Linked DNA regions of Homo sapiens: region 1 is linked to region 2. Evidence: read pairs that join two places in POLR2A ChIA-PET (ENCODE). Cell type or tissue: endothelial cell of umbilical vein. All regions are shown on one strand. Each heading gives the region's core, and the rest is flanking DNA. Links, peaks and the distances in the headings are about the cores only.

Region 1 (15,697 bases), core at 5,320-10,319, 84 kb after region 2:
ATTTCCTGCCACAGCCAAAATTTCTCTTGTTTTTTTTTTTTTTTTTTTTTTTTGAGGCAGAGTTTCGCTCTTGTCGCCCAGACTGGAGTGCGATGGCGTGATCTTGGCTGGCTCACTGCAACCTCTGCCTCCCAGGTTCAAGCGATTCTCATACCTCAGCCCCCACAAGTAGCTGGGATTACAGGCATGTGCCACCACACCCAGCTAATTTTTGTATTTTTAGTAGAGACAGGGTTTCACCATGTTGATCAGGTTGATCTCATACTCCTGACCTCAGGTGATCCGCCCGCCTCAGCCTCCCAAAGTGCTGGGATTACAGGCATGAGCCACCGTGCCTGGCCTCACAACCCAAATTTCTATTGAATGCGACAAATTCTAGTCTCCTGTTGAGCAAGAAAAATCCATACACTGTAGATGAATACATAAGTGCTGCTTGTGCACTCTGAGAGTCATAAAAATGAGATCATCCTTAGCTTTTGTTAAGTGCATTTGGTATTGTGACATGAACCAGAGGTATGCTTCAGTCAATGATTTATAGCAACAATCAAATCCTTGAGACGGTGGTTTGGTGTCGATAATAACGTACCTCACTGTGAGTCACTGACTTACTTCAGATTTTCTTTAATTCAAGAGCATCAACCTTCAAGAAGTGAGGAGGACTCTGTCTTCTCACAATTCTAGGGAATGAATGTCTGAACCAGAATGATTGTGTATCCCATTAACAAAAGCCCTAGAGAACCTGGAATGGCTGGTTCAGCCCTAAATGCTACATCTGACCTAAAGTGTGCAATCATCCGAGAGCTGTTTCACCCTTAGCCAGGCATGTGCTAAAAGCTTGGGGCATCACTTTCTTTCTTTTTCTTGAGATGGAGTTTCGCTCTTGTTGCCCAGGCTGGAGTGCAATGGCATGGTCTTGGCTCACTGCAACCTCCACCTCCTGGGTTCAAGTGATTCTCCTCCCTCCGCTTCCCAAGTAGCTGGGATTACAGGCACCTGCCACCATGCCCAGCTAATTTTTGTATTTTTAGTAGAGATGGGGTTTCACCATGTTGGCCAAGCTGGTCTCAAACTCTTGACCTCAGGCAATCCACCGGCCTTGGCCTCCCAAAGTGCTAGGATTACAGACGTGAGCCACCGCGCCCAGCCTGGGGCACCACTTTCAAACTGTCCTTCTCAAGATCTTATTGACAGTAAAACTGTACCCCTACAACTGTCCTATTAAATGACTAAAAACTTTTACTATTGAATCCACGGCAGCACCAAACAAATTAATCAAAACGTTTTGGAATACATTCCTTTCTTTGAAGCTAAGTTGATGGCTTGATTCAATTATTGTGTCCATTTACACAACGTAGGCTAAATGTTTCCTAGAATTGGCAAAGGATCAAAGGGTTACTTTACTTATTCATCATCTTAAATAACCCAAGAAAGCCTTTATATTATTATTATTATTATTATTATTATTTGAGACAGGGCCCAGCTCTGTCACCTAGGCTGGAGTGCAGTGGCACAATCTCAGCTCACTGCAACCTCTGCCTCCAAAGCTAAAGTGATCCTCCTACCTCAAGTGATCCTCCTACCTCAGCCTCCCGAGAGGCGGGGACCACAGGCGCACCACCGCAACCGGCTAATTTTTGTATTTTTTGTAGAGATGATGTCTTGCCACACTGCCCAGGCTGGTCTCAAATTCCTGAGCTCAAGTGATCCACCCACCTCAGCCTCCCAAAGTGCTGGCATTACAGGAGTGAGCGCCAGGTCCAAGAAATCCTTTCAAAGTAAAATACCACAGGACATGGTGGCTCACACCTGTAATCCCAACACTTCAGGAGGCCGAGGTGGGAGGATTGCTTGAGCCCAGAGTTCCAGAACCTCCCCACCCACTGCCCCATGCAACATAGCAAGACCTTGTCACTACAAAAAATTTAAAAATTAGCTGGTGTGGTGTTGCGTGTAGGTCCTAGCTACTCAGGAGGCTGAGACAAAAAGATTGCTTGAGGCTAGGCATTCAAGATTACAGTGAGGTGCTGGGTGCAGTGTCTCAGGCCTGTAATCCCAGCAATTTTGGTGGCCGAGGCAGGTGTATCACTTGAGCTCAGGAGCTCGAGACCAGCCTGGGAAGCATGGTGAAACCCTGTCTCTACCAAAAATACAAGAAATTAGCTGGGCATGGCAGCTCAAGCCTGTGGTCTCAGCTACTCAGGAGGCGGAGGTGGAAGGATCACTTGAGCCCAGGACGCAGAGATTGCAATGAGCCTAGATCCCGCCACTGCACTCCAGGCTGGGTGACAGAGTGAAACCCTGTCTCTAAAAAATAATAATTAAAGGTACCAAAAATAAATAATTGATGGTAATGCCGACCCAAATTAAATTTAACCTTCAAATTACTTATGAAAAATGTAGTATATCATAAGAAAGTCAATAGTAAGAAATTTCATGTTAAGACAGTGTTTTCATATATTTTAACATTTTACATATAAATAGTATGCTAATTGCAAATTCATTTTATTTAATGTTTAATAGTTTATGTTATGAATTCAAGGCATTTTCTATACTTGTCAATAATGAAAAGGCATTTCTCCTTTTAAAAATTCTATGAAGTCAGCCTTCTTATTCCTTAGGAACATGAACTAGTGTGGTTTGGTTTTGAATCTGATTGTTCAAACACTTTACAAAGTGAATAGGAAAATAATTTGGGAACATTTATATTTAAACTTGTCAATCTATGATTCTGTTTTTCATGTGACAGCCAATCACAATGTGTTCTCTACTCAGGAAGTTTAGCTCAGTATATGGATTAACACGTGTTCTACTTGTGTGATATTTCTTATGACAACCACAGAAAACATATGGGGCTGGGCACAGTGGCTTATGCCTGTAATCCCAGAACTTTGGGAGGCCAAGGCGGGTGGATCACTTGAGCGCAGTAATTTGACACCAGCCTGGGCAGCATGTCGAAACTGCGTCTCTACAAAAAATACCAAAATTAACCAGGTGTGGCGGCACATGCCTGTAATCCTAGCTTCTCGAGAAGCTGAGGTGGGAGGATTACCTGAGCCGGGGAGGTCAAGGTTGCGGTGAGCCGTGATAGTGCCACTGCACTCAAGCCTGGGTGACAGAGTGAGACCCTGCCTAAAAAAGAAAAGAAAAGAAAAGAAAACATATTTGATGCAATTTTAAAAAGAATATACCTTTGAGATAGAGTCTCACTCTTGTTGCCCAGGCTGGAGTGCAGTGGTGCAATCTCGGCTCACTGCAACCTCTGCCTCCTGGGTTCAAGCGATTCTCCTGCCTCAGCCTCCTGAGTAGCTGGGATTACAGGTGCGCACCACTGTGCCCTGCTAATTTTTGTATTTTCAGTAGAGACAGGGTTTTGCCATTTTGGCCAGACTGGTCTGGAGCTCCTCATCTCAAGTGGTCCTCCTGCCGTGGCCTCCCAAAGTGTTGAGATTACAGGCATGAGCCACCGCGCCTGGCCTAGATTTAATTTTTTCATAAAACTTTCACATTTGTTTGTTTGTGATGTTTTCAGGTGCTAATTTCTTGACCTAGTATAGAAGCATAAACAAGAGTTCAATCCTTTTTAAATAGTTGTCTGTGCTGTGAATGCCCTCGCCCACCATGTGCTCAACAAGGACCTCAAGGACATTGTTGGTGACTTCAGAGGCTTCTATAGGCAGCTCACAAGTGATGGGCAGCTCAGATGGGTAAGGGACCTATTTTGTAAAATGCTTACATAAGTAATATTACCAAGGTCTGAGATGTCCTTTGAGTGCAACGAATGTGAAAATAGAGATGGGTTTATTTATTTGTTTATTTATTTATTTTTTGAGATGGAGTCTCACTCTGTCACCCACGTTGGAGTGCAGTGATGCAATCTTGGCTCACTGCAACCTCCGCCTCCTGGGTTCAAACAGTTCTCCTGCTTCAGCCTCCTGAGTAGCTGGGACTACAGGCATGCACTAGCACACCTGGCTAATGTTTGTAATTTTAGTAGAGATGGGGTTTGACCACGTTGGCCAGGCTGGTCTCGAACTCCTGACCTCAAGTGATCCGCCTTCCTCAGCCTCCCAAAGTGCTGGGATTACAGGTGTGAGCCACCATGCCCATCCTAGAGATGTGTTTATAATTTTAAAGTAAAACATTTTATTCAGTTAAATTCAGGCTTGAGTCATTTAGATCATCAGTATTTTGAGGTAAACAACTCATTTCTGTAAGACTGATGATCTAAATGACTCAAGACTGAATTTAGCTGAATAAAATGTTCTACTAAGGAGATGAGGTCCTGAGATTTGGGTCCTAAGAGCTATCTCTTCTCTAAGGACCTCATCTCCTCCTCCCTGAATTGGAAAGTGCTCTAGAGGATAAAGTACTAAATGGGCAATCTCTTTATGGAGAAATAATGTGAGTAGTGTTAGAGATGTAAGAGAAGGTCAGGCCGGGCGCGGTGGCTCACTCCTGTAATCCCAGCACTTTGGGAGGCCAAGGCAGGCAGATCACGAGGTCAGGAGGTCGAGACCATCCTGGCTAACATGGTGAAACCCCGTCTCTACTAAAAATACAAAAAATTAGCCGGGCATGGTGGCGGGCGCCTATAGTCCCAGTTACTCAGGAGGCTGAGGCAGGAGAACGGCGTGAACCTGGGAGGCGGAGCTTGCAGTGAGCCGAGATCGCACCACTGCACTCCAGCCTGGGCAACAGAGTGAGACTCTGTCTCAAAACAAAAAAAAAAAAAAAAAAAAGAGAGAGATGTAAAAGAAGGTCATTAAAGAGAAAACATTAAGAGAAGAGCAAATTTAAAAAGATGGAAGACCATGGTACCTTTTATGTGTTTGGTATTTGAACTATAAATTCAAGGCATGAAAAAGTTAGGCTCTGGAGAAAGGATTCCAACACAATAAGGTGAATTCAATACCCTGACCTTTGCCTTTGTCCCGTGATACTGGATTTTGTCTTTTCCTAACCCGGCTTAGTCTCCCATCCATGCACTGAGAAGGGCACAAGAGAATGTACTTTCAATAGTGCCTGGGATTTCATCTTTTACTTTATACAGAGAATATTAAACTTACCTTGAAAGATGTCACCTTGAAGAAGTTCCCATTGGCTGAATCTGGGACAATTTGAACATCCAAATAAATATGATAGTAATGGCTTATAACCCATTGAATAAAATCCATGAGTCCATTCAGATAATGAACAATCAGCTGGGCACAGTAGCTCACGCCTATAATCCCAGCACCTTGGGGCTGAAGCAGGAGAATCACTTAAGGCCAGGAGTTCAAGACCAGCCTGGGCAGCATAGTTGAGACCCCCGTCTGTACTTTTTAAAAATAAAAATAATAAAATAAAAAATTTTTAAGGAGGTAATAAACAACAAGGTCAAGCCCATTACAGCTGATTAAAATCTAATAAATATAAAAGGAATGATAACATCAGAAAATCACCATAACTGTCATAGCTACAATTAATTGAGGCAAGAGTCATCAAGGGATGCCCAAATTTTGGGACAATAATAACCTCCTTACTTGGAAAATGAAATGGTAACTTCACAGTGGAGAAAGCAAATGGACACTAAGTTACCCAAGTGGTAAAAGTTAACAATCCTAATAATAAAACAAAATGACATAATCACTTATGTAGTATTGATGCCAAAAAATGTATTACCTGAATCTAGTCATGAAGGAACTCCAGATCAGCCCAGATTGAGGAATGCTGTACAAATCAAGTGGCCTGTACTCTTTTAAAATGCTAATAACATTTAAAAAAGAAGAAGAAAAATTATTCCAGGTAAAAAGAGACTAAAGAGGCATGGCGACTAAATGTAATACGTGATCCCAGATGGGATATGGATTAGGGTAAAATAAAATACATTATTGGAAAAAACTGGTGACATTTGATTATGGACTGGCCTTTAGACAGCAATATTCTATCAATGTTATATTCCCTGAGTGTGATTATTGTACTACGGTTATGTAAGAAAATATCCTTGTTTTCAGGAACTATACACTGATGTATTTAGGGTTAAGAGAGCATGATATTTGCAACTTTATTCAAATGGTTCAGAAAAAAGAAGTACATATGTGTGTGTGTTCATATGTATATACATACATATACTTAACATATATATAGAGAGAGAGAAAGAAGAGAGGAAAACACAGGTGTTTTTCCTGCTATTCTTAAAACTCTTCAATAGGTTAGCAACTGTTTTTTTTAAACTTAACCTTTAGGTGGGTTTCTATTGCTACCTTTTAATTCTTGAGATGTGTCCCTGGACGGAAGACCTAAATATCTTTCTCTCTCTCTCTTTTTTTTTTTTTTTGAGACAGAGTCTTGCTCTGTTGCCCAGGCTGGAGTGTAGTGGTGCGATCTTGGCTCACTGCAACCTCCGCCTTCTGGGTTCGAGAGATCCTCTTGCCTCAGCCTCCTGAGTAGGGACTACAGGCACAAACCACCACACCTGGCTCATTTCTCTGTTTTCAGTAGAGACGGGGTTTCACCATGTTGGCCAGGCTGGTCTTGGTCCCAAAGTCCTGGGTTTACAGGCATGAGCCATCACACCCAGCCCTCTTTTTCATTTCTAAAAAGTGCTTTTGTACTTTGCTTCCTAACCAGATTGGTCCAGAAAAGGGCGTGGTGCACCTGGCGACAGCGGCCGTCCTAAACGCGGTGTGGGACTTGTGGGCCAAGCAGGAGGGAAAGGTAACCCCTCTCACAAACGCTCAGGAGGCTCCTGGGAGCTGTACGACACTGACTTTCCCTACGCACAGAGGAAAGACAGACACACTGCAGCCCCCAAAAGGAAATACAGATAATTGCTTTGGTGTTTTTTTCTCCTCTGAGAGGTTTTGGCAGTAGGTAGGGAACTGCAGGAGGAGGAGAAAGAGGAGACAGGATGGCGGAAGGCGCAGGCAGCAGTAGAGGGGGGTGTGGGGACCTGGTGGCTGACAGCCAGCATTAGAGCTGCCAACGCGTTTACTGTCAGGAAAAAATGGGGACTTTACACATATGTCTTACAAATCCTTTCTTTTTTACTTCAAGCCTGTCTGGAAGTTACTTGTGGACATGGTGAGTAGCATTGTTAATGTTACAATTGTTTCTGTAAATGAAATGGATATCATTGATGACATGCCTTTTGATGATCAGTAAATATATTCAGGACTATCTGTTGATCACTATAGCGATGATAAAGCAAAAAGCCAATAAAATATGACATTCCTTTTCTGATATCTGACGTAACAGATGGCTGTGCTCATGCAGGCAGGGTGGCATGAGGGGAAGCAGTGAGGGGGTCCTGCCTCCCCCACTGTGCATGTGTAACACACGGTGCCAGTTCTCTGAGCCTCCATTGCCTGACTATGACAAGAGGATCATCCTAACTTCTCTAGGAACCTCACAAAATTAAAGATCAATGAGAAAAGCACCTCATAAACTCTGAAAAGCCAGATGTTATAATATTATGAAGATATTATCCAGGCCAGGCATGGTGGCTCAAGCCTGTAATCCCAATACTTTGGAAGGCTGGAGGATGGCTTGAGCCCAGGAGTTTCAGGCTGCAGTGAGCTATAATTGCACCACTGCACTCAGGTGACAGAGCAAGACCCTGTCTCAAAAAAAGAAAAAAGAAAAGATACTATCCAGTCACTTTGACACCAAGAATAAGATCAGGCCATTGTAGCCTCTACTGTACAATTCCAGCAGGGAAGGAGCTCAACACTGAATTCTAAAGCTATGCACTTGACTGTTTTCTTTCTCCTTGACCTTTTCATAGCAGGGGTGAACAACTGGATGCTGAGGAGGAAAAAACTGGGCAAATTAAAGGGGAATGAGCTTCAGACCCCATGCAGAGCTGGCTGTGAGTCCGGGTTTCACTGCTCACCAGCTGCATGACCTTGAGCATGTGACTTCCCCACTCTGAGCTGCGGTGGCCTCAGTGCAACACCTGGGTGGCGGTTAAAAACCTCGTGATCCACAAATGAAGGCCCTTGTTATTAGTTGGCAAAAAATTAAGGAAAAACAAAGAACACCATGGCCTTGAAGAGTGTTGGGCAGGAGACTGCTCCTCCTCCGGAGGAAAGTGAAGACAGGAGGCTGTCACATCGTCTCTGACATGGAGAGTGGCTTCCGGGCCATCCGTAGGGGAAGGACACAGAGCTCTTGAGCCCCCTTCTAGATTCAAGGTTGGCGTTTTACGGGGATGGAGGAGGTAGCCACCAAAAGGGAATGATTTGCAGGCCACCAGAAATGTGCCTGAGGTCCCACCTGTGGACCCTCCATTTTTGGATCCTGTTCCCTTTCAATGCCAGTACTCTTTTCTTTTTTCTTTTTTTCTTTCTTTCTTTTTTTTTTTTTTAGACGGAGTTTTCTTCTTGTTGCCCAGGCTACAGTACAGTGGCATGATCTCAGCTCACTGCAACTGATTCAAGCGATTCTCCTGTCTCAGCCTCCTGAGTAGCTGGGATTACAGGCACCCGCCACCATGCCCAGCTAATTTTTTGTATTTTTAGTGAAAACGGGGTTTCACCATGTTGGTCAGTCTGAGCTCGAACTCCGGACCTCAGGTGATCCACCCATCTCAGCCTCCCAAAGTGCTGGGATTACAGATGTGAGCCACCGAACCTGGCCCAGAACTCTTAGAAGTAGAATCTCAGGGTTGAAAGAGTTTTTAGGATTTTCGACAGTTATGGTAGAGTATTATTGGTCACTATAAGATGTTAGTGGGAATGGAACTACTGGCTGTTTTCCAACTGACTGTTCCGTCAGGGTGGGGAGAGGTCTCAGCACGAGGCCCCGCCGAAATGTTGGTAAGTGGTCAGCCAAGTGGGCCGCTCACTCCCGGTTCACCCACTGTGTTTCTGTCAGTGAAGCAAACATCCCCATTTGGCAGGAGAAGAAGCTGCCGGAGGTCACACTGCTAGTGATTGGTGGCCCAGGGGTAGGGCAGCCTTCTTTCCTCTGCAGTTCACTGCTCCAGAACCATCTCCAGCCTCATAGCTCACCGTGGACAGCCCTGCGGTGTGGCGCTGATGTACAGAGTGATGCCAGGCGTTCATCTCCCCACTGAGCTCCTGCTGAGTGTTTGCCTGGGGCCAGGTCCTCCTTCCGGGAAGTCATTTTAGCTGGAAAGAACAGGGTGGGGGCGGGTGGCAAGGGATCAGAGCATGAGCGTTTGAGGGCTTCGTCAGGGGCAGTGAGGAGCCTCTAAAGGACTCTACATTTAGGAATGACAGAGTCAAACAATTTAACAAAGCCCTAAAGGTCCCTGCCAGGAAAGAATGAGCCCCATGTATCACCATAAGCAACTTCTTAGAAACATAACCCACCCCTGTCATCCCAGCACTTTGGGAGGCCAAGGAGGGAGGATTGCTTGAAGCCAGGAGCTCAAGATCAACCTGGTCAACATAGTGAGACCCCATCTCTACAAAAATAAAAATAAATTAGCCGGGCATAGTGGCACATACCTGGAGTCCCAGCTACTCAGGAGGCTGAGGCAGGAGGATCACATAAGCCAGGGAGACTGAGGCTGCAGTGAGCTATGATGGCATCACTGCACTCCAGCCTGGGCAACAGAGTGAGACCTTGTCTCTAAAAAAAGAATAATAAATTTTAAAAAACAAAATATAACCCACCTTATAATTGATTCAGGCCTCTTCCCCTCCTGTCACGTTGCCAGGATCCCAGGATGCTGGTATCCTGCATAGATTTCAGGTACATCACTGATGTCCTGACTGAGGAGGATGCCCTAGGTGAGTTTGGAAGCTTTCTGGGATACACGACGTGCACACACAGTAGTGGCATGCTTTGTTTCCTAAAAGAGTGAGTGATGCTTTTTATTTCTTCCAGAAATACTGCAGAAAGGTCAAATTGGTAAAAAAGAAAGAGGTGGGTTGTAAGAAAATTTTCTTCATTGTTTTTGCTAACATTGTCCACTTTTGAGTGCCCCTGTCCTTTTGGGGTACACATTGTCTTCCCAAATGCCCTGTGCTGAGCAGCTAGGCCCTCAAATCAACATTCAAGTCTGCATGGTGAAGCCTGCTGGGTATGACCTCTGACTGCAGAGTTTGCTTCAGCCACTGCTGAAAGGAAGTTTGGCTTTAGGATTACACTGTAGGGAGAGCCCTGGGGGAGCAGGGCAGTCCGTGAGAGTATCCTGATCACCTGGGTTTGACATCCTAGTAATTTGTGGCTGGGTGTGTGTGTGCAGGGCCGGATCAGGAGAACAGCTGGACTCTCCAGGGGAAACAGCTTAGCTACAGGCACTTCCAATTCCGAAGGGCCCTGGAAAGTGCAAAATGTTGACGGCGCTGTGTTTTCACAGAGAAGCAAATGCTGGCACAAGGATACCCTGCTTACACGACATCGTGCGCCTGGCTGGGGTACTCAGATGACACGTTGAAGCAGGTGGGCATTTTAACCTGGCTTTGTAGACAGCTGAATGGGGAGAAACCAACCTGTTTTTCCTTCTGTCCTCATACCACTACTCTCAGTACCTCACTTCTGACACCAGATGTGTGTGGTTTTCCTTCTCACGCCAACCAGTTCTCCACTTCTCTGTGGACACCAACTGGGTGTCCTGCTATTTTACTCAATTCTGACAGCACATACCTGGAACTAGCCTCAGACCCCACAGGTTAAGGGCTCAGTCTTACAGGACTGCCCTATGGCAGATGCCAGTCACAAGTCCACGTTGTCACCTGTGCTTCTGACTGGCTTTGCCTCAGATTAGAGGTTCCCACAAACCCCGCTTTGAGTTGAATCATTTGGTGGAATGGCTCACGGAATTCAGGGAAACACTACTTATGTTTACTCATTTATTATAAAGGATGCAACTTAAGAACAGCCAAACTGAAGAGACACACAGGGCAAGGTGTGAGGAGGGGGTACAGAGCTTCCATGTCCCCTCCAGGTGAGCCACACTCCCAGTACCTCCACGTGTTCACCAACCTGGAAGCTCTCTGAACCCTGTTCCTTGGGGGTTTTATGGAGGCTTCAGTATTTAGATGTGATTCATTATTTGGCCATTGGCCATCAATTCAGCCTTCAGCCCCCTCGCCTCCCCAGCTATCTGGGAATAGGCTAAAGTTTCCAACCCCACAATCATGCCTTTCAGGTCTTTCTGGTCCCCAGCCCCGTCCTGAAGCTACGTAGGGGACCTCAGCAGGGCTCTCTCGTTCACGTACAAAAGACACTCCTATCACTCAGGAGATGCCAAGGGTTTTAGGGGCTGTGTGTTGTGTGTTAGGAAATAGGGGGGCAGCGATGGGGGCAGAGACAAAATATATATTCCTTCTTATGTCACATGGGCTTTTGATTCCAGCCTCTCTGGGAGAAATTTAATACTTTCCTGTTCACCTCTCTAAATCATTTTGGCTGAGGGCAGTGGCTCACGCCTATAATCCTAGCATTTTGGGAGGCTGAGGTGGGTGGATCACCTGAGGTCAGAAGTTCAAAACCAGCCTGGCCAACATGGTGAAACCCCGTCTCTACTAAAAATACAAAAAATTATCTGGGCGTGGTAATGCGTATCTGTAGTCCCAGCCACTCAGGAGGCTGAGGCAGGAGAATCACTTGAACCCAGGAGGCAGGGGTTGCAATGAGCCGAGATCACGCCACTGCCCTCCAACCTGGGTGACAGAACAAGAGTCCGTCTCAAAAAACAACAAAAAAATTATTTTGGATCCAAGCCCTCGTTCTGAAAGTACACAAGCAAATGCAAAGCCATTCATTTTGTGGACCGCAGGACTCTGTGACTTAGTGAGTCACCTTGGGCTCTGGAAGGTGACAGCCTAGGGTAAGATTCCTGGGCAGCACCAGCGGTAGACCCACTGCGAGATTGAGAAGTAATGCCTATTTCATGGGGTGGTTTTGAGGATTCAGATACATGCTGTAAGTTGCGTCATGCTCAAGGCACCATGGCTGGCACATGGCATGCAGTCGGCACATGGTGGATTTATTACTGTTTCTCCTTACACTGTGCCCACTTCTAGAGAGTGGAGAGAGAGGCTGGCTTCTGCATGTTACTCTTATATCCACTCATTCTATGGATGCCACAGAATATTCTAGCTTTAAAAAGAGAGAGATCAGTGCTATCTTCCCCTTCCGGGAAGGTTGTGACCATTAAAAAAATGGTTCCCATAGAGATGAGGAAAGAAAGTCACCCTACAAGTAAAAAGTGATCTCTGTCAGCCAGGCTGTTTCTGCTGTTAATTTCAACAACACATGGGTGTTACTCTGGTCTATGCTATAACCGTAATGCTTGTGAAACAGATCAGCAATGACTGACTTCCTGGTCAGACCAAGGGGCTCTCTCCAGTGTGTGACCCTGTGCTCCTTTCCCACAGCTCTGTGCCCAGGCGCTGAAGGATGGCTGGACCAGGTGAGTGTGATGATGGACCTGACTTTCCCAGTTGGCGGCAGGAGAGACTCAGGCAGTAAGTCTCTCCTGGCAGGGAGCCAAGGAGTAAAAGGCACCCACGGGCTAGGATCCCCCTGGCTCATAGGGATGCATAAGAGAAGTTTCCCCTTAGGCCAGGCTCTTTCTCTAAAGGCAGGATGTGAGTCCTCATTAGAATTATAGGCCATCAGAGTTGAAAGAGGCTTGGGAGATTGTTTATTTCGGGCACTAACCTAGAGTAGAAATCCAGTCTTTACTGTCAGTAACAGCGTTGATTCAGTTTCTGCATGAACATCTCCAGAGGCAGCGAGCTTAACTTGGTGAGGCACTTTCCATTCTTTGAGGGCTTTGAGTATTAGGTGGGTCTTTTCTTCTCTTTTTTTTTTTTGAGATGAAGTTTCACTCTCGTCACCCAGACTGGAGTGCAGTGGCGCAATCTCGGCTCAGTGCAAGCTCCACCTCCCGGATTCAAGCCATTCTCCTGCCTCAGCCTCCCTAGCAGCTGGGATTACAGACACCCGCCACCACACCTGGCTAATTTTTGTATTTTTAATAGAGACAGGGTTTCGCTATGTTGATCAGGCTGGTCCTGAACTCCTGACCTCAGGTGATCCGCCTGCCTCAGCCTCCCAAAGTGCTGGGATTATAGGCGTGAGCCACTGCACCCAGCCAGGTGGGTCTTTAATATCAGCAACCCTTTGCTTCCATGTAATTTCCAGCCAGAGGTCCCAGTTCCCAAGAGCCAGGCTGTTCCTCTTCCACTTGAGTGCCCTCCTCTCCCTCCAGGCCACCTCCTTTCCACACTGCTCATCTGCACTTCTCCCTTCTGACTCTCGCCTGTGCAGGTAAAGACCTCTGGCCATCCTAAGACCTTCTCTGGATGAACCTCGATGGTTGATGACCCTGCATCCTGAAACAGGGCAGGATGCAGAGGGACCATCATCTCTTTTGACCCAGTCACTGTGTGTCCCTCAGCACAGCTCACGGTGGCACTTTTTGCCTGTGACATGTCACCAGGCTTCCTATCTGACTTGCAGCCACTCTGGTCTCTGAGCCTCCTGCTACTCAGTGTGTCCTGTGGAGCAGGAGCTCCAGCATCACCTGGGAGCTTGTGAGAAATGCAGCCTGGGCCTCTCCCCAGACCCGCTGCCTGGGAATCTGCATTGGAACAAGATCCCCTAGTGATTCCTATGCGTTCTTAAGTTGGAGAGGCACTGAATTCTTGTTAATGCCTCAGCTAAATAAAGGCTTGAGGAGTGAGAACTTGAAGGAGGCAGCATGAAGCCGCGGAAAGAGGTGTTGGCATCTGATAGAACTGAAATCACATCTTGCCTTTTCCCCTCATCCGCTGCAAGTACTTGCTGTGTGATCAATTACTCAACCTCTCTGAACTTCATTTTCTCTCAGTAGAAATAATATGAGCTTTGGTCCTCCTCCAAGTTGCCATATCTCAGAAGGACCAGCACAGGGCAGGATTCAGAGCAGCTGCTGTAAGTGCTGTTTGCCCTCCCTCTGCATACCCGGGGGAGGCTGCAGCAGTGTATCTGGTGAGTCAGAGAAGGCTGTGGGGAGATTTAAAGGGTCTCTTCCCAGCACAGGAAGCCTGGCACCCAGAGCCTAAGGCCAGCCACCCTCTCTGGAGCATCACGGATCATGTAGTTGAAGCCTCCAGCTGGTACAGAAGAGAACAGCAGGTGCCTGAGAATGTGCGGCACTCTGCAAGCTGGGGCTCTTTGCAAAGCAGCAGGGGGACCTCAGCCAAGGAGGCGCACAGGGAGGGTAGGCTGCTGTTCGAGGGGGCAGATGCTGGCCTCCCCGTGGTGGTGTCCCCTCCTCCACCTGCCAGTGCCCACACTGAGGCCAGCAACACACTCTTCTGACAGCAGAGTCATAGGGTGTGGACATAGAGGCCCATGTCTCAAGAGAACAGCTGGACATCCACAGAGATTAAGGAGCTCCCTACAAGTGTCTGGATGTGGTGTAAAGGAGACCTCTGCACGGAGGCTCCAGCCGCACTCTGCTATTCCCTAGTTACCTGATCTCATCACTTTCCCTCCCGGAACCTCAGGCCCCTGCACTGCAGGGGACAGACCATCCCTGTGGCCTTCCTCTCACTGAGTTAATTCAAGACAAAGCTCTCCTTTGTAAACCAGACCCTTTCCATTCAGTCTATCACAGTGTGGCTTACTCGGCACCCCTTTTCAGCCCCGCTCTCCTCTTCAGTTCTCACTGTGGCTTTTTTGTTCTTAATTCCTTTTCATGGCCCGGCAAAAACGGAGTTAATTATATTAAAGACCTGACTTCCCTGTCTAGCTCCTTAACTCCAGGTCAGCAGATAATTGAGAGTCATTGCCCTGATACTGAATGAAGAGATAAAGTTCCCAGGTTTATTTCAAGTGACTTATCTGAAGATGAGGAAAGAGCAAGAGGTTACTAAAAAACATATCTGTGAATTGTTGACAGAGACGGTCACTTCTGCAGAAACTCCAGATGCCCTTGCCAAGTCCAGGTACAGGTCTAAACTAGCAAACCAAATGCATTTTCTAGGTTTAAAGTAAAGGTGGGTGCTGATCTCCAGGATGACATGCGAAGATGCCAAATCATCCGAGACATGATTGGACCGGAAAAGACTTTGGTAAATATCCTCTCACACCACTAAGAAGCAGTAGCCTTTGTCCAGGGCTAAATACAACTCGTTTCAAGATTAAAGAACATTGGGAATTTAAAAAGTTAATTGTCAGAGGAAGTACACTTCTGTGGTCTTGCAGTAGGCGAGCTCAAACAAAAATAAGCAAAGGGACTAATAGTTTTACGTTTTTTAATTCTGCAGAACTAGTTAAGTAAGTTTGGGGTTAAGGATCCTTTCTTACTAACACAGATGTACCTGAGCAAACAGTTTTCCCATTGGTGCTCTGGTGTGTCAATCATGTAATCTCCCCTCCTAGCTCCTCAGGTAGGAGGGTGTCAGGGGGCCATTACTGAAGAAATGTTGGAACTTCAGCTGAGATAAATGTAAGGATCAGTCATTTCTGATTTGTATTTTTATAAACCAGTTCTTACGTGTAAAATATTTTCATAAAGTCACAGTAAGATGTTTTTATGAGGCTTTGGAGGCTTTTTTGCATAAGTTAAAATAGAAATTTTGAGTTCTTGACCCAGGATCACTATTTATACATGAATTAATGCTGCTTTTTTTTTTTAATGAAGTCATCTGTATCCAAATAACTTATGATAAAAATTGATTCTGGGCTGGCCAGATGCTGTGGCTCATGCCTGTAATCCTAGCACTTTGGGATGCCTAGGTGAGTG
Region 2 (15,697 bases), core at 4,514-9,513:
TGCTGACACCTTGATTTTAGTCCAGGGACACCGGCGTCAGACTTCTGAACTGTAAGATAAATACGTTTGTATTGTTTTAAGCCACTAAATTTGTGGTAATTTGTTGTAGCAGCAATAATTAATAGACACTGAGCTGAAATATTCTGAGTTCATTCTCAGCTTCTGGCTCTGTCACTTACTAGTTTTGTGACATAGAACCAAAACCTATTTAACGTCTCCAGCCTTAGTTTCCTCATCTGTAAAACAGAGATAATAACAACACATATCTTCAGTGGTTATTGCCTGGATTAAATCAGTTAGTGCATCCAATGTACACACTTAGATACATCTTTATTATTTATATTTTAATATGGTGAGCATATAGAAAACTTGTAATGAAAACAATAATTATTCATCTTAATTCTTCTTAAATATGAGAATAAATTAGACATTTTATTTAGTAACTGTCCCATGGACATTTAAAATTACAAGAAAAGTTTGGCCATATGTATGACAACATGTGTGTTAAAATGAATATTTTTTTGCCAGTATGAAATTTGGGGAAATTCCGTCGTATTATGCCTGTTTTGCTTAATGTAAGGAAATGGATTTTTCTAATTATCCTCAAAACAAAAAAGCTTTTAGTGTTTATTGCATGTTACAAATATTAATAACATGAAAAATTAATGAGCTAGGTGCGGTGGTTCACACCTGTAATCCCAGCACTTTGGGAGGCTGAGCCAGGTGGATCACCTGATGTCAGGCGTTCAAGACTAGCCTGGCCAACATGGTGAAACCCGTTTCTACTAAAAATACAAAAATTAGCTGGGCATGGTGGCAGCGCCTGTAATCCCAGCTACTTGGGTGGCTGAAGCAGGAGAATTGCTTGAACCTGGGATGCAAGGTTGCATTGAGCTGAGATTGCACCATTGCACTCCAGCCTGGGCAACAGGAGTGAAACTCTGTTTCAAAAAAAAAAAAAAAAGAGAAAAATTGATACATGTAGAAGCTTAGAAAAATCTGTTGGGGGTAGGGAATGGGAAGCAGATACGCTATGAGCTTACAGACTTCTCACTTTTTTCTCCTGGTTTTTCCAATTCAACTCAATTGAGCTTTCAGATTCAATTTTGTTATAACATTGCATTCATATTAATTCCTTTAGAGCTATAGGTTATGTGATTATTTTTTCCGTGTGTGTGTGTGTGTGTGTGTTTCCCCTACATAACCAAGAAGAGTTTTCTGTTCAGTTTGGAACAAGATTTTGAGAAGACATTTAGGATGTACTAGTTTGAGTTTTTAAATGTATATTTGAGATATTTTCTCAACTTTCTCTTTGGGTCTGTAGCTAAAATATGCAGTATAATGTTTTATTTATTTATTTTTTAAGAGATGGGGTCTAGCTATTTTGCCCAGGCAGACTCAAATTCCTGGGCTCAAGTGATCCTCTGCCTTGGCCTCCTGAGTAGCTGGGACTTACAGACATGTGCCACCAAACCTAGTGGCTATATAATTTTTAAAAATATTCTTAGGATATCTTTACATACTTTTCTTAAAAAAAAAAAAGTTAACCTTTGTAGTCTGTTTGCAGCATTAGCTATTGAGATCAGAAATTCAGAAAGTTAGCCGAGCGTGATGGCTCACGCCTGTAATCGCAGCACTTCGGGAGGCCAAGACAGGTGGATCACTTCAGGTTAGGAGTGGCTAATATGGCGAAACCCTGTCTCTACTAAAAATACAAAAATTAGCCGGGCATGGTGGTGCACACCAGTAATCCCAGGTGCTTGGGAGCCTGAGGCACAAGAATCACTTGAACCCAGGAGGTGGAGGTTGCAGTGAGCCGAGATTGTGCCGCTGCACTCCAACCTGGGTGACAGAACGAGACTCTATGTAAAATTCAGAAAGTTAAAATTAGAAAGAAAAAATAATCCTTTTTACATGTTTTATATTGATGTCACACATTTCCCATTCATATAAGATTTAAAATCATAGATGTGTAACTTTAAACTTGTGACTAATTAATAATATATTTTTATTACAGCTAATTCACTTAAGTAAAACAATTCTCTTGAAATGTTAATAGCCTTTACTGAGTAGATGGAGTAGTGAGCCCTAAGTATTTTGATTGCCCAGACTGTCTCATTTTCTAGGACCTTTCCTATCATCTCATGGTTCAGGTGGGATCTGCCATGTTCCATCAGTGACCCTGCCTCTTGGCTGGAGAGGGCTGACCCAGAGGGAGGCGGCTGATCCAAGCTGGGCCAGGGTCCTTTAGGAATTAGGAATTGATATTTTATGGTTCCTCAGCCTAGCTCTAAAATGAAAATACTAACTCTGGGACTATTGCCAGCCATGTTTTACCTTATGAAGAGCCGAAAAGGCCATTGTGCCACAGGAGAGAAGAATGAAGCACATGAGCATAGTAGCAAAGATGAAAGATGAAGAGAGACTAAGATAAAACACATGGAGGTGGTGAAGGAGAGATGGGAGTGGGGTGGAGAGAGGGACCAGGTAGTTGGGGAGAGGAGAGAAAATGGGGAAGCAAGGGAAGTGATGGAAAGACCAGGAGAAACAGAGAAGAAATGAACCAAATTTCCAGAACATGGGTTGCTGGTTCTAGTTTCTCTTATGACCCTGAATTCCATGAGGCACTCCGATAATGTTTATAAAAAATCCCCTTTTTGCTTAAGCTACCTCTAGTCAGATTCTGTCCTTGAAGCCATAAGTCTTAACCAAGGCAAACACTGCTGTCATTCGGGTATGTGCTATGATTGCTTTGCATATGATATCAGTTAATTCTTACAACCTTGCAAGATAGGTATTATTCCTCCAAAAAAAAAAGGAAATTCAGTCTTAGGAAAGATAAAGTAATTTGATCAAGGATCACAGTAGCTAATAAGTGACAGAACCAGAATTGAAATGTGTGTCTGACTCCAAAGTCAGTTTGTATTCATGATCTGTAAAAATATTCATTGGGCATCAGCTATGAGCCAACACTAGGCTAAGCTACAAGAGAGAAATTTTTCTTGTCTCAAAGTTTGTAGCTCAGAGAAGGATAGAAATAAACAGGCAGTGACAATTCAGTGTCATAAATGGTGTGGGGGCAGGAATAAAATGTACTGTGTGAGCACATGGGAGATCAAGGAAGATTCCTTGAACGTTTAAGCTAAGACCTGAAGGTTGAGTAGTCACAAGCCAAGCGTAAGGAAAGAGGGAGGTTGTGCCAAGCGTTTATGAAAACAGTATGGTACATTTGAGGATCTAAAAGAAATCAAGAGCCAAGAGAGGTAAATTAAGCAAATCATACAAGGCCCTCTTATTTTTTTTTTTTTTTTTGAGACAGAGTTTCACTCTCGTCCCCCAGGCTGCAGTGCAATGGCGCGATCTCGGCTCACTGCAACCTCCATCTCCCAGGTTCAAGCAATTCTTCTGCCTCAGCCTCCTGAGTAGCTGGGATTATAGGTGCCTGCCACCACTCCCAGTTAATTTTTTGTATTTTTAGTAGAAACGGGGTTTCACCATGTTGGCCAGGCTGGTTTCAAACTCCTGACCTCAGGTGATCCACCCACCTCGGGCCCCAAAGTGCTGGGATTGAAGGCGTGAGCCACCGCCCCTGGCCAAGGTCTTCTATTTTATGTTAAGGAGTTTGGACTTTATATTGGGAGAAAGAGGGGGCTGGACCATCAAAGGCTCATAATTAGACTTTCTTTTCTAGAGAACACAAACATTTTTCACATTATAGCCAGGAAGGATTGGAGAATTAACACTGTAGAAGGATGGAAGTCAGTTAAAGAGGCTTTTGCAATAATCCAGACCGTAAATAATTAGTAGTCAAGGGAAGTTTCAAGGGAAGTATAGGCAACCCTATAGAACAAGTAAGTAGTTGGGGGAGAAATGGAAGAATTCTAGAGATTACAGGGCAGTATGGTCAGGTCCTGGTGACCAATTGGCCATATAGGGCACAGGAAGGTATCTTAGTCCATTTTCAGAATACTTGAAACTGGCTAATTTATAAAGAAAAGGAATTTATTTCTTACAGATCTGGAGGCAGAGAAGTCCAAGGTCATGGGGTGGCATATGAGAAGGGCTTTCTTGCTGGTAGGACTCTTGTCTACAGAATCCTTAGGTGGTGGAGGATATCACATGGTGAGGGGGCTGAGTGTGCTATTGTGCTAAGCTAAGATCTCTCTTCCTCTTATAAAGCCACCAGTTGTACTCCCATGATGACCCATGAATCCATTTATCCTTTAGTAATCCATACATGGATTAATTTATTAATAAGGGTGGAGTCCTCATGATCCAATCACCTCTTAAAGGCCTCCCTTTCAATACTGCCACACTGGAGATTAAGTTTGTGTTTTTGTTTTTGTTTTGGAGACAAAGTCTCATTCTGTCGCCCAAGCTGGAGTGCAGAGGGCAGTGGCATGATCTTGGCTAACTGTGACCCCCACCTCCCTGGTTCAAGTGATTCTCCTGCCTTATCCTCCCAAGTAGCAGGTGCGTGCCACAGCGCCTGGCTAATTTTTGTATTTTTAGTAGAGACAAGCTTTCACCATGTTGGCCAGGCTGGTTTCGAACTCCTGACCTCAGGTAATCTACCCTCCTCAGCCTCCCAAAGTGCTGGGATTACAGGCGTGAGCCACTGCACCCAGCCTCTTTAGTCTCTCTTAAAGAGATTTAAGAAAAAAAAAAAAAAAGGACTACATACATTGTTATAGAAACAAGTGGATGATGTTTTTAAAGTTTAAAACCCCAATTAAAGAAGAGTACGTGCAGTGCCTGAGGAGCATTTAATTGACATAAGGGCTTGAAAGTGGTATCTAATTGTTTACTGTAATTTGCTGGTCAAAAATCTTGACAAAAGACTGGAAGTAAGGTGTGAAAATCTGAGAGAATAAAGATTCTTGAGATAGGTATATGGTCAGCTTATTTTTTGAGTTGACTGGATTTGTAGAGGGAATGATACATAATAGTACTTGATAGGTGCCTTTCTGCCAACAAACTGCCTTTAATAATTGCCTAAGGTGGCTGAAAGTAATTAACTGTTACCTGGGATCTGCATAATTCAGATCTGTTCTGTGTTGAATTTAATACATTTTTTAAAAATCTTGAGGCTTTAATTTGTAAGTTATTTTTGTTACTATAATCTATAACAAAAAAAATTATTCTATACATTTCTTTCTTTCTTTTTTTTTTTTTTTTGAGACAGGGTCTCACTCTGTCTCCGAGGCTGGAGTGCAGTGGTGCGATCATAACTTACCGCAGCCTTGACCTCCCAGGCTCAAGCTGTCCTCCCACCTCAGCCTTCTGAGTAGCCAGGACTACAGGTGTGTACCACCATGCTTGGCTGATTTAAAAAATTTTTTGCCGGGACGGGGGTCTCCTTTTGTTGCCCAGGCTGGTCCTGAACTGCTGGACTCAAGTGATTCTCCCACCTCAGCCTCCCAAACTGCTGGGATCAGCCACTGCCCCCATCCATAAAATTCCTTACATATTCTTTACATCAGGCTCTTCTCATGGCTGATCCTATATCAGACTTCATTAAAGAAACTACGAGGTTCCAGGAATTTAGAAGGAGTTGGGTTACTTTAAGGTCAATTGTTTGTATATCTAAAAGGCAGAAAAAAGAAAAAGATGGTAAAAAATTGGTACCATTACCGACCCCTGCAAGATCAGTTGTCCATTGCTAACATTTCTTTTCTCCTTCGACTCTTGGAAAATGGAGTTCTTTGTTTGCTTTTACAAGACAAAGTGTATGCCCTTTAGTAGTCTGCTGCTTCCTTCTCTCTGCCTATGTTTTCTCTTTTATGGTCCTGCCTATCCTTTGTGCTTTATGCTTAAGGGAGGGGATTTATAAATGAAAGAGAAAAATCATAGACTACGGCCTGTAGAACACCGTGACCTATGGAAATTGTTCATGTTTTATGAAGTTAAGTCTCTAAATTTATTTTTCTAGGATTTCCTAAAGATTTAAAACTTGTATGTAAATTGGAGCCATCTGGGCAAAATGCCAGACTAGGGCTATTCCTTCCAAACTAGATAGAGCATGTAATGTCACAATTAGTTAACTTATTAGAGTTCATTTATAGGAATAATGTACATTTAATTTTTTAAGAGGTTCAGAAATGTGTTAAATCATTTGAAAATTTTTAGTCACTGTTACTAATAATAAGGCAACATTGTCATGCTGACAGGCAGGGTGCTGTTTCCAAAGTTAGTAGATTGTGCCATAGGTTGAGCAGTGGATTTGGCTGTAAATAATGTTATCATGTTTGTTACATTTTCTAAAGGGCTAATATTTAATAACTTACCAATGAACAAAGAATGCTATACACAAGGCTTCCCTGAAGATCGTATGGGTAGTAGAAAGAATGCAGTATAGAAGTCAGAAGACCTGGTTCCTAGTTTTGCCTACTTTTAGCCCCCTGTCCTTGAGCAAGGCATGTAATAACCTCTCTCCATTTCAGTTTCTTCAAATGTAAAATGTAGAGATTATGCCTACTTGTCCTGGTAACATATTGGGATTATTTTGGGATCAAATTAAATAATAATAACAAAGAGCTTTGAAGACATAAAGCACTGTCAAAGTGTAAAATTGTATTAAAGCAAAATACTTTAACAGTGTAACACTGTACAACATAATGTGTGTGTACAACATAATAATGTGTTAACTGTTAATGATTGAGCCAGATACATTATAAACTTATTTCAAATTTGTTATAGCTTTACTAAACATGCTGCTATAAAGTATGTTCTGATATAGGTAATTCTTTTTTTAATTTTTTTTTTTTTTTTTTTTAAGCCAGAGTCTCACTCTGTTGTCCAGGCTGGAGTGTAATGGCGTGATCTCAGCTCATTGCAACCTCCGCCTCCTGGGTTAGAGCAATGCTCCTGCCTCAGCCTCCCAAGTAGCTGGGATTACAGGCGCACACCACCATGCCTGGCTGATTTTTGTATTTTTAGTAGAAACAGGGTTTCAGCATGTTGGCCAGGCCGGTCTTGAACTTCTGACCTCAAGTGATCCGCCTGCCTCAGCCTCCCAAAGTGTTGGGATTACAGGCGTGAGCCAATGCACCCGGCCTGATATAAGTAATTCTGATAGATGACCACCTAACATAAAGTTGAAAATTTTTCATATGACTTATGGAGTTGATAAGTTAGGAAATAGTTGGAAAACCTACAAGTATTTCTAGAATTTTTGTTAGGCTTGGCTTTTTGGAGGAGGGAAGAATATAAATGTCTGGCAGGTTGTTGAATAGAATTAATCAGAATCAAGTTACAATTCAGTGGTTTATTTTTCCAACAAAATTAAATGAATGTCTTTATATACATATATAAAACAATTAGTGCTAAATAGAAGGAAATAGAAGATCCTTGAGTCATAGGCTCTGTTCCTTGTTGCTGTTTTAGCCTCCTCCCCTTCTTGTTCTTCTATGTTGTACTTCACCAGCACCAGACTACTTACAACTTAAAACCCCACTTTGTTCCCTCTTGTTTATGAGCTTTTGCACATCCTGCTGCCTCTGCTTCAGAAATAATTTCTCGAGCAAAAGAATGAAAAAAATTAATAATTGCCCCCTGATTTTTGTGGTTAATGTCTAATTGGCCTTTTTGTTTTTCATAACCACAAATACATGTTTTGGAAGATTAGTAGATGATAGGGAAAGCGTATTAGAAAAGTAAGTTGGGGAAGTTAACCTGGAATGCCTGGTTAAGGGTTGAGGTTTTATTTTGTAGGTTGTAGGAAGCCCTTGACAGGTGTATCCAAGGGAGTGTTACAGACAGAGTTCTACTTTATAAAGATTGTTAGGCAGTCAACATTTTAGAACCTCCTTGGGTTGGATTGGAGGTTAGGAATCACCATATATTGTCAGATTATGAGGCAGAATTGTAGAAACGGGTATGATTAGGATCTGAAAACAGCCAGGCAAGCATTCATTCATGTAAAAAATATTAATGCTTTTTATGTTTCAGACTGTCTTCTAGGTTCTGGGGATACAGGAGTAAATGCACTAAATCCTACTCCTCCAATACACAGAAAATTAAAGAATGCCTTACAAGTCAATAAGAAAAGGACAGACAACCCTATAGAACAATGGATAAGTGTCTTGAACAGACCTTTCACAAAAGATAATGTCCGGTAAACATATGTAAAGGTGCCACTTCATTAGTAATTATGAACATAAAATTAAAATCACAGTGAGAGACTCCTACACACCCACCAAAACAGATACATTTTAAAAGATTGGCCAGGCGTGGTGGCATGAGCCTGTAATCCCAGCTACATGGGAGGCTGAGGCACGAGAATCACTTGAACCCCAGAGGCAGAGGTTGCAGTGAGCCAAGATTGCATCACTGCACTCCAGCCTGGGCGACAGAGGGAGACTCCATCTCAAAAAAAAAAAAAGATCGAGTATACCAAGTATTGATGATGTAAAGCAATGGTAATTCTCATGCTTGCTGGTGAGAGTATAAACTGCTATAGCTACTCTGGAAAACTGTTTAGCAGTGCAAACACTTTGACCCAGCAATCTATTGCAAGGTTACATCCAGTAGAATATGCATACATGCGTACCAAGGAGGGCTCGGGAATGTTCATTGCTGTCATTATTCTAATAGCAAAAAAACTGGAAACAATTCATATCCCTTACCTATGGTATATTCATATAAAAGAATGCTACACAGAAGTGAAAACAAAGTACAGCTGTTCCTGATAATAGAGATGAGTCTCAGAAGCATCGTTAAGTGAAAGAGGTCAAATACAAAATAATGCATTATATATGATTCTATTTTTTTTTTTAATTTATTTGAGGCAAGTTCTCACTCTGTCACCCAGGCTGGAGTGCAGTGGCACAATCACGGCTCACTGTAGCCTCTATCTCCCAGGCTCAAGCGATCCTCCAACCTCAGCCTCCCAAGTGTCTGGGACTACAGGGGTATGCCACCATGTTCAGCCAATTTTTTTACTTTTTGTAGAGATGAGGTCTCATTATGTTGCTCAGGGTGGTCTCAAACTCCTGGGCTCACACAATCCTCCTGCTTTGGCTTTCCAAAGTGTTGGTATTACAGGTGTGAGCCACTACATCCGGCCGTGATTCCATTTATGAGAAGCCTTACAAGCAGGCAAAACTTAAACTGTAATGTTAGAAGTCAAGGTAATGGTTAAGAGGAACTGAGCAGGGTTAATAGCATGAGATGGGCTTCTTGGGTGCTGACAGGGTGTCTTGGTCTGGGTGGTGAGTACATTGGTGTTGAGTTTATGTAATTCATTCACTTGTACATTTATTTTTCTTTGTACTATATTTCAATAACTTTTTTTAAATTTGCCCACATTTACATGCTGTGGAAGAGAGCCACCATTATCAAAATGATCACAGTTGCAAACATTCGTGCTTCAAATACCAGCCACTATGTTAGGTGTGTTTTTTATATATGTATATATTTACTCATTTAATCTTCACAACTCTATGAGGTTTACTTTTATATTTTACAGATAAGGAAACTGGGACACAGAAAGGTTGAGTAACTTGTTGAAGTTCACCCAGCTAGTAAGTGACGGACTCAGACTTTGCACCCAGACACTCTGTCTCTGACCTCTATGCTCTTAACTGTTCTGCCATACATACAATAAGCTGGGAGTATGCTTGGTCTGTTTGAAGGAGAGCAGGAAGGCCAGTGTAGCAGAAGTGAGGCAAGTTGGGGCACAGTAGTAGGAGTTGAAGGCTGCATAATAGGTTATTGGATCTTGAAGGCCATAGTAGGAACTTTGGCTTTGACTTTAAGTGCAATTGGAAGTCTTTGGGTGGATTATGGCAGAGGAGTGATGTTAAACTACTGCTGTGAGACATGCCTGTAAAAGGTGCAATGGCAGGAACTGGGAGACCAGTTAGGCTATTAGAATAATTCAGTATTGTTGAATTAGTGAAAGGTGATGTGACCTAGACCAGGGTAGCAGTGGGAGGTGGAGAGAAGTTGTCAGATACTGAATGTATTTTGAGAATAGGGCCGGGGGGTTACTGAGGAGTTTAAGGGTGTGAAATAGGTAATAAGGGTGACTTCAGAGTTTGGGCCTGAAAAACTAGAAGAATGGCGTTAACATTTATCGAGTTGGGGAAGATTGCAGGAGGAGCTGCTTTGGGGAGGAAGATTAGGTTTCTTGGAAATGTTAAATTTGAAATCCTTTTAGACGTCCAAGTGAAGGTATTGCGTAGACAGTTAAAAGTGAGTTGGAGTGAGAAGTCCAGAAGTCCGTAAAGATACAAACCTGGTAATCATCAATTTGCAGGTGGTATTTAAAGATATAAGACTGGGTGATATCACCAAAGGAATGAATGTAAATGGAGAAGTCTTTTCGGCAACAGTCCAGTGTGTAGATGTCAGGGAGATGAGGAACAGTTAGCAAAGGAGACTGAGAAGGAGCAGCCAGTAAGACGGGGGGAAACCAAGAGGGTAATGTCTTACAAAGCAGATGGGAAGGCCAGGCGCCGTGGCTTAAGCCCGTAATCCCAGCACTTTGGGAGGCCAAGGCGGGTGGATCACAAGGTCAGGAGTTTGAGACCAGCCTGGCCAAGATGGTGAAACCCCGTCTCTACTGAAAAATACAAAAATTAGCCGGGCAAGATGGTGGGCGCATGTAATTCCAGCTACTCGGGAGGCTGAGGCAGGAGAATTGCTCAAACCCAGGAGGTGGAGGTTGCAGTGAGCCGAGATCACACCACTGCACTCTAGCCTGGGCGACAGAGCAAGATTCCGTCTCAAAAAAAAAAAGGGAAAAGTGTTTTAAGGAAGAGAGAGAGAGAACCTCAGTTTTTTTCTTATTTTTTTCTTTTATTAGTCAGCATTGGATCAGATTGTATTTTAAGTGAATGCGAGAAACATAGGAAAGTTGGAACAAAGTTTGCTAAAAGAAGTGGGTTATGTGGAAAGAAAAGAAGCAGGAAAGTTATTATACAATGGACAGGATTATGAAAGTCTAGAGGTTTTAAAAGAGAAGAGAATGCCTGACCATCTTAAATACCTGGTAGCATTTCTTGGTGTCTGTCTTTCCTCACTGTCTTACCAGCCTTTTAATTCGTACAGGATTTTGAATCGAAACATGACTGTCATGGTTCAAGTTTTTGAATACACTGATTTACCTTCTTTTAGGGGGTGACAAGACAACCATATAAGAAATAGGAAAGGGGCTGTTTTACTTCTCTGCTCCTGAGAACTTGCCCCATCAGCAAAGCCCTTTTGGTTCCACTCTGCCTTCTCTTGCCCGTTATCCAGGAAGATGAAAGTAGTTCAGGTATGAGGAGGGAACAAAGTAAAGCTGTCTGTACTGACCTGACTCCTCCCTCTGGTAATGGCAGGTGACTTAGTAGAGCTGGATCAGCATTAAACATTAATCTTCCAGATTTTTGACTTCATCTCTATTAAAGAAAAATCTAATGTGGAAATTTGTTTCAATTTGAAAAGTTATTACTTTCAGTGCATTTTGCTAAAATGTGTATTTCTACTAGCTATTAAAGCAAGATCAATCTAGGAGACCTTATGTTAAGAAGAGATTGTGCTAAAGAGGCCAGTCATCATAGTACCTTCTAGTCCACAGCCTCTTAAGGAAACCATAGGACCAGCCTATAGCCAAACCATAACTGGTCAGCAGGTTAGTGCAGTTAGATAGCAGTTTATATTATTTTGCTTTTACTCTTGGCCATGCAAATGCAAACTCAGAAACAGGCAATTAAAGTGCTGTGGAAGATAGAGGGAACCTGGAGCAGACCACAAATGAATAAAAATTATGAGTAAGTAGAAATTATGAGGTAGAGAATAGGTATGTCAGTAGAGAGTAAAGTAGTTAGCCAGAAACATCAGAAATACAGAAATAGAGATGCTGGCCGGGCGTGGTGCCTCATACTTGTAATCCCAGCACTTTGAGAGGCCGAGGCAGGTGGATCACCTGAGGTCAGGAGTTTGAGACCAGCCTGACCAACATGGTGAAACTCTGTCTCTACTAAAAATACAAAATTAGCTGGGCATGGTGGCGTGTGCCTGTAATCCCAGCTACTCAGGAGGCTGAGGCAGGAGAATTGCTTGAACCCAGGAGGCGGAGGTTGCAGTGAGCCGAGATCGCACCATTGCACTCTAGCCTGGGTGACAAGAGTGAGACTCTATCTCAAAAAAAAAGAAAAAAGAAATAGAGATGCTTAATCCACATTATGGTAGGGAAGCGATAAGTTCTGGAAAACAAAGCAATGTTTACCTAGTATCAAGACCTGCATTCAAACTTGAACATGCAGGCCGGGTGCGGTGGCTCATGCCTGTAATCCCAGCACTTTGGGAGGCCGAAGTGGGAGGATCACTTGAGGTTGGGAGTTTGAGACCAGCCTGACCAACATGGAGAAACGCTGTCTGTACTGAAAATACAAAATTAGCTGGATGTGGTGGGTGCATGCCTATAATCCCAGCTATTTGGGAGGCTGAGGCAGGAGCATCACTTGAACCCAGGAGGCAGAGGTTGCCGTGAGCCGAGATCGTGGCATTGCACTCCAGCCTGGGCAACAAGAGTGAAATTCCATGTCAAAAAAAAAACTTGAACATGCTTTTGTGGTGTACGATCAGACTGTCTTGTAATTTCTGATTTTTATGTGAAATTCTTGCCTCTTCCTTATTAACATTTTTATCTTTACAATAAAATCCCTTCTTCAGTCCAAAAGAGCCCAACGTTAAGCTGAGTATAAATGTTTAGACTTACCAAGCAGATACATAAGGAAATACTTTTTAACATTTTTTCTTCCAGGCCAGGTGTGGTAGCTCACACCTGTAATCCCAGGGAAGGCCGAAGTGTGGGGATCCCTGTGCCCAGCCTGGGCAACATGACAAAGCCCTATCTCTACAAAAATGTACAAAAATTAGCCAGGCATCATGGCCTGCACCTGTGGTCCCAGCTACTAGAGAGGCTGAGGTGGGAGGATAGTTTGAGACCGGGAGGTCTAGGCTTCAGTGAGTCGTGATCGCGCCACTGCACTCCAGCCTGTGTGACAAAGTGAAACCCCATCACAAAAAAGTTTTCTTTCTTGAAATGTAAAAGAAAAATGCCACGGAGTGGTTTAACAGATTACAATAAAACACTTAAAATGTTAATTTATTTGAAGGTGATTTTTAAGGAATAAATATTTTATCTGTTATAATAAAAAGTTAAACACAAGTTCATTTAAGAAATAATACCCTCTGCACTCAAATGAATTTTTTTTTTTTTTGAGACAAAGTTTTGCTCTTATTCCCCAGGCTGTAGTGTAGTGGTGCAATCTTGGCTCACTGCAACCTCCGCCTCCTAGGTTCAAATGAGTCTCATGCCTCAGCTTCCCAGGTAGCTGGGATTACAGGCATGCACCACCATGCCCAGCTTATTTTTGTATTTTTAGTAGAGACGAGGTTTCGCCATGTTGGTCAGGCTGGTCTTGAACTCCTGAGACCTCAAGTGATCTGCCTGCCTGGGCCTCCCAAAGTGCTGGAATTACAGGCATGAGCCACCATGCCCAGCCATCACTTGAATGATTATTAACACCGGGGAATGAAATGTTTTTCTAGGTTTTAACTTTTCAGATTTTTTTTTTTTTTTGAGATGGGATATCTCTTCATTGCCCAGAGCAGAGTGCGGTGGTACCTACTGTCACTGCCTAACAGTCACTGCCCTCAAGCTGTTCTCCCACCTCAGCCTTCCAAAGTGTTGGGATTAAAGGCATGAGCCACCACTCTGGCAACTTTTCAGAATTTTCAAGTGACCATGATGGAGTTTACCATCTGTCAACCCCCACACCTCCACAAACACACAAAAACCTTGAAAATCTGGACAAAATAATGAAACAATGGGTTTTAGACTTTGGACAACAGCAGTGCAGGACTGTGATCCCTAAAAGAAGGGAAACAAACAAAGTGAGCTTTACAGGCACCCACCCACCCTGGCTTTTTGCCTGGGGCACATTCTAAATTGTAGATCTGGGACAGGGAATCTTGAGCAAAGAACAAGATGAAGAGATAGAGATCAGAATTTATGGAAGCTGAGGCAGCAAGAAGTTGTAGGGCAAAGTTCAGCAGGAAGGACACTTTGTCAAAATTAATGCTATCCATAGAAGTCTCTGACTTTTTGCTGAATTCTAGAATGAACATACATGGAGTAAAACTGTAAAGCCAGACAAAGAGCAACCAGATTGATGTGAACTGACAGACATCAGAGGTCACAGAGGGCTGGGAAGCATTTGAGGTTTTACTAGCTAGAGGGGAAAGTCCTTGTTGATCACTCACATTGAAGGACGAAATAATACCAATCTTAAAAACTCTTAAAAAAAAAAAAAAAAAGATAAAAGGGCCGGGCGCAGTGGCTCACAGCACCTGTAATCCCAGCACTTTGGGAGGCCGAGGCAGGCAGATCACGACGTCAGGAGATCAAGACAATCCTGGCTAACATGGTGAAACCCTGTCTCTACTAAAAATACAAAAATTAACTGGGTGTGGTGGCGCGTGCCTGTACTGCCAGCTACTTGGGAGGCTGAGGCAGGAGAATCCCTTGAACCCAGGAGGCAGAGATTGCAGTTGCAGTGAGCCGGGATCACGCCACTGCACTCCCAGTCTGGGCGATAGAGCAAGACTCCGTCTCAAAAAAAAAAAAAGAACAGGAAGAGAATACTTCCCAATTCATTTTGTGAGGCCAACATCCTGATACCAAAAGCAAACACAGAAATTACAGGAAAATACTACTAAAGAACAATGTGGTTCTTGACCATAGACAAAAATATTTAGCAAAATATTAGCTTTCAGGAATATATAAAAGGGTAATATACCATGACCAATTGGGTTTTATCTCAAGAATGCAAAGGTCCCAAGGTTTACTTAACAGTCAATAATCAATTAGTAAAATTCACTACATCAATTGAATAAAGGAAAAAAACCTATATGATAATCTAAGTACATGTAGAAAAGCTTTTGACAAAATTCACTCATTTATGATAAAAACTGTCAGCAAACAAGGGAACTTTGCTTGGCCTTATGAAGTTCTGCTATAATACAAAAATCCTACAGCTAATATCATACATAATAGTGATGGACTAAATACTTTCCTCTTAAGATTGAGAACCAAGGCATAGATATTCTCTCCTCACTTGTGTTCGACATTGCACTGGAGGTACTAGTCAGTGAATAAGGTAAGCAGGGAAAAAGACGTATGTAGGAGAGTAAAGAGCAAGACAGTGTTTATTTGTACACATGATCTTGAGTGTAGAAAATACTGTAGAACCTATAAAAGTACTAGAAATCATAAGAGTTTAGTACAGTCACAAGAACGTAATATACAAATATACTTTGTATACAGATTTACTTACGGTCGCACGTCACTTTAAAGACAGGAATATGTTCTGACATTGTGTCATCAGGCGATTTCATCATTGTGTGAACATCATGCAGTGTGCTTACATAAACCTAGATGGTACAGCCTATTATACCTATATACCTATATACCTAGGCTATATGGTATAGCCTATGGCTCCTAGGCTACAAACATGTCACTATACTGAATGCTGTAGGCAGTTGTAACACAATGGTAAGTATTTGTGTATCTAAACATATCTAGGGCCAGGCACAGTGGCTCATGCCTGTATCCCAGCACTTCGGGAGGCTGAGGCAGGTGGATCACTGGAGGTCAGGAGTTCAAGACCAGCCCAGCCAACATGGGGAAACCCTGTCTCTA

What was found. Peaks named below come from ENCODE experiments on the same cell type or tissue, not always from the same donor. Only the 100,000 strongest peaks of a DNase experiment are listed, where the experiment ranks them.
Region 1: POLR2A ChIA-PET joins it to region 2 with 5 read pairs; 6 of 35 experiments call an interaction of 5 or more read pairs at or near these places.

Annotation. Positions count from the first base shown.
Region 1 is chr18:685,247-700,943 of GRCh38, reverse strand. ENOSF1 (enolase superfamily member 1) reads left to right here. Exons shown (of 16, transcript NM_017512.7): 3 at 3,589-3,704; 4 at 6,610-6,696; 5 at 7,036-7,062; 6 at 9,668-9,740; 7 at 9,838-9,876; 8 at 10,313-10,395; 9 at 12,336-12,370; 10 at 14,936-15,023. Among named protein-coding and RNA genes, the nearest start is that of ENOSF1, 20 kb to the left of the region's middle. RefSeq lists a silencer at 3,200-3,332 and an enhancer at 14,222-14,810. In endothelial cell of umbilical vein, for the core only: no CTCF peak of the experiment used is centred there; no DNase peak of the experiment used is centred there.
Region 2 is chr18:768,885-784,581 of GRCh38, reverse strand. The region is part of intron 1 of YES1 (YES proto-oncogene 1, Src family tyrosine kinase); the gene reads left to right. Among named protein-coding and RNA genes, the nearest start is that of YES1, 36 kb to the left of the region's middle. In endothelial cell of umbilical vein, for the core only: no CTCF peak of the experiment used is centred there; DNase peaks (open chromatin) are centred at 5,921 and 7,381; H3K27ac peaks cover 2,768 bases.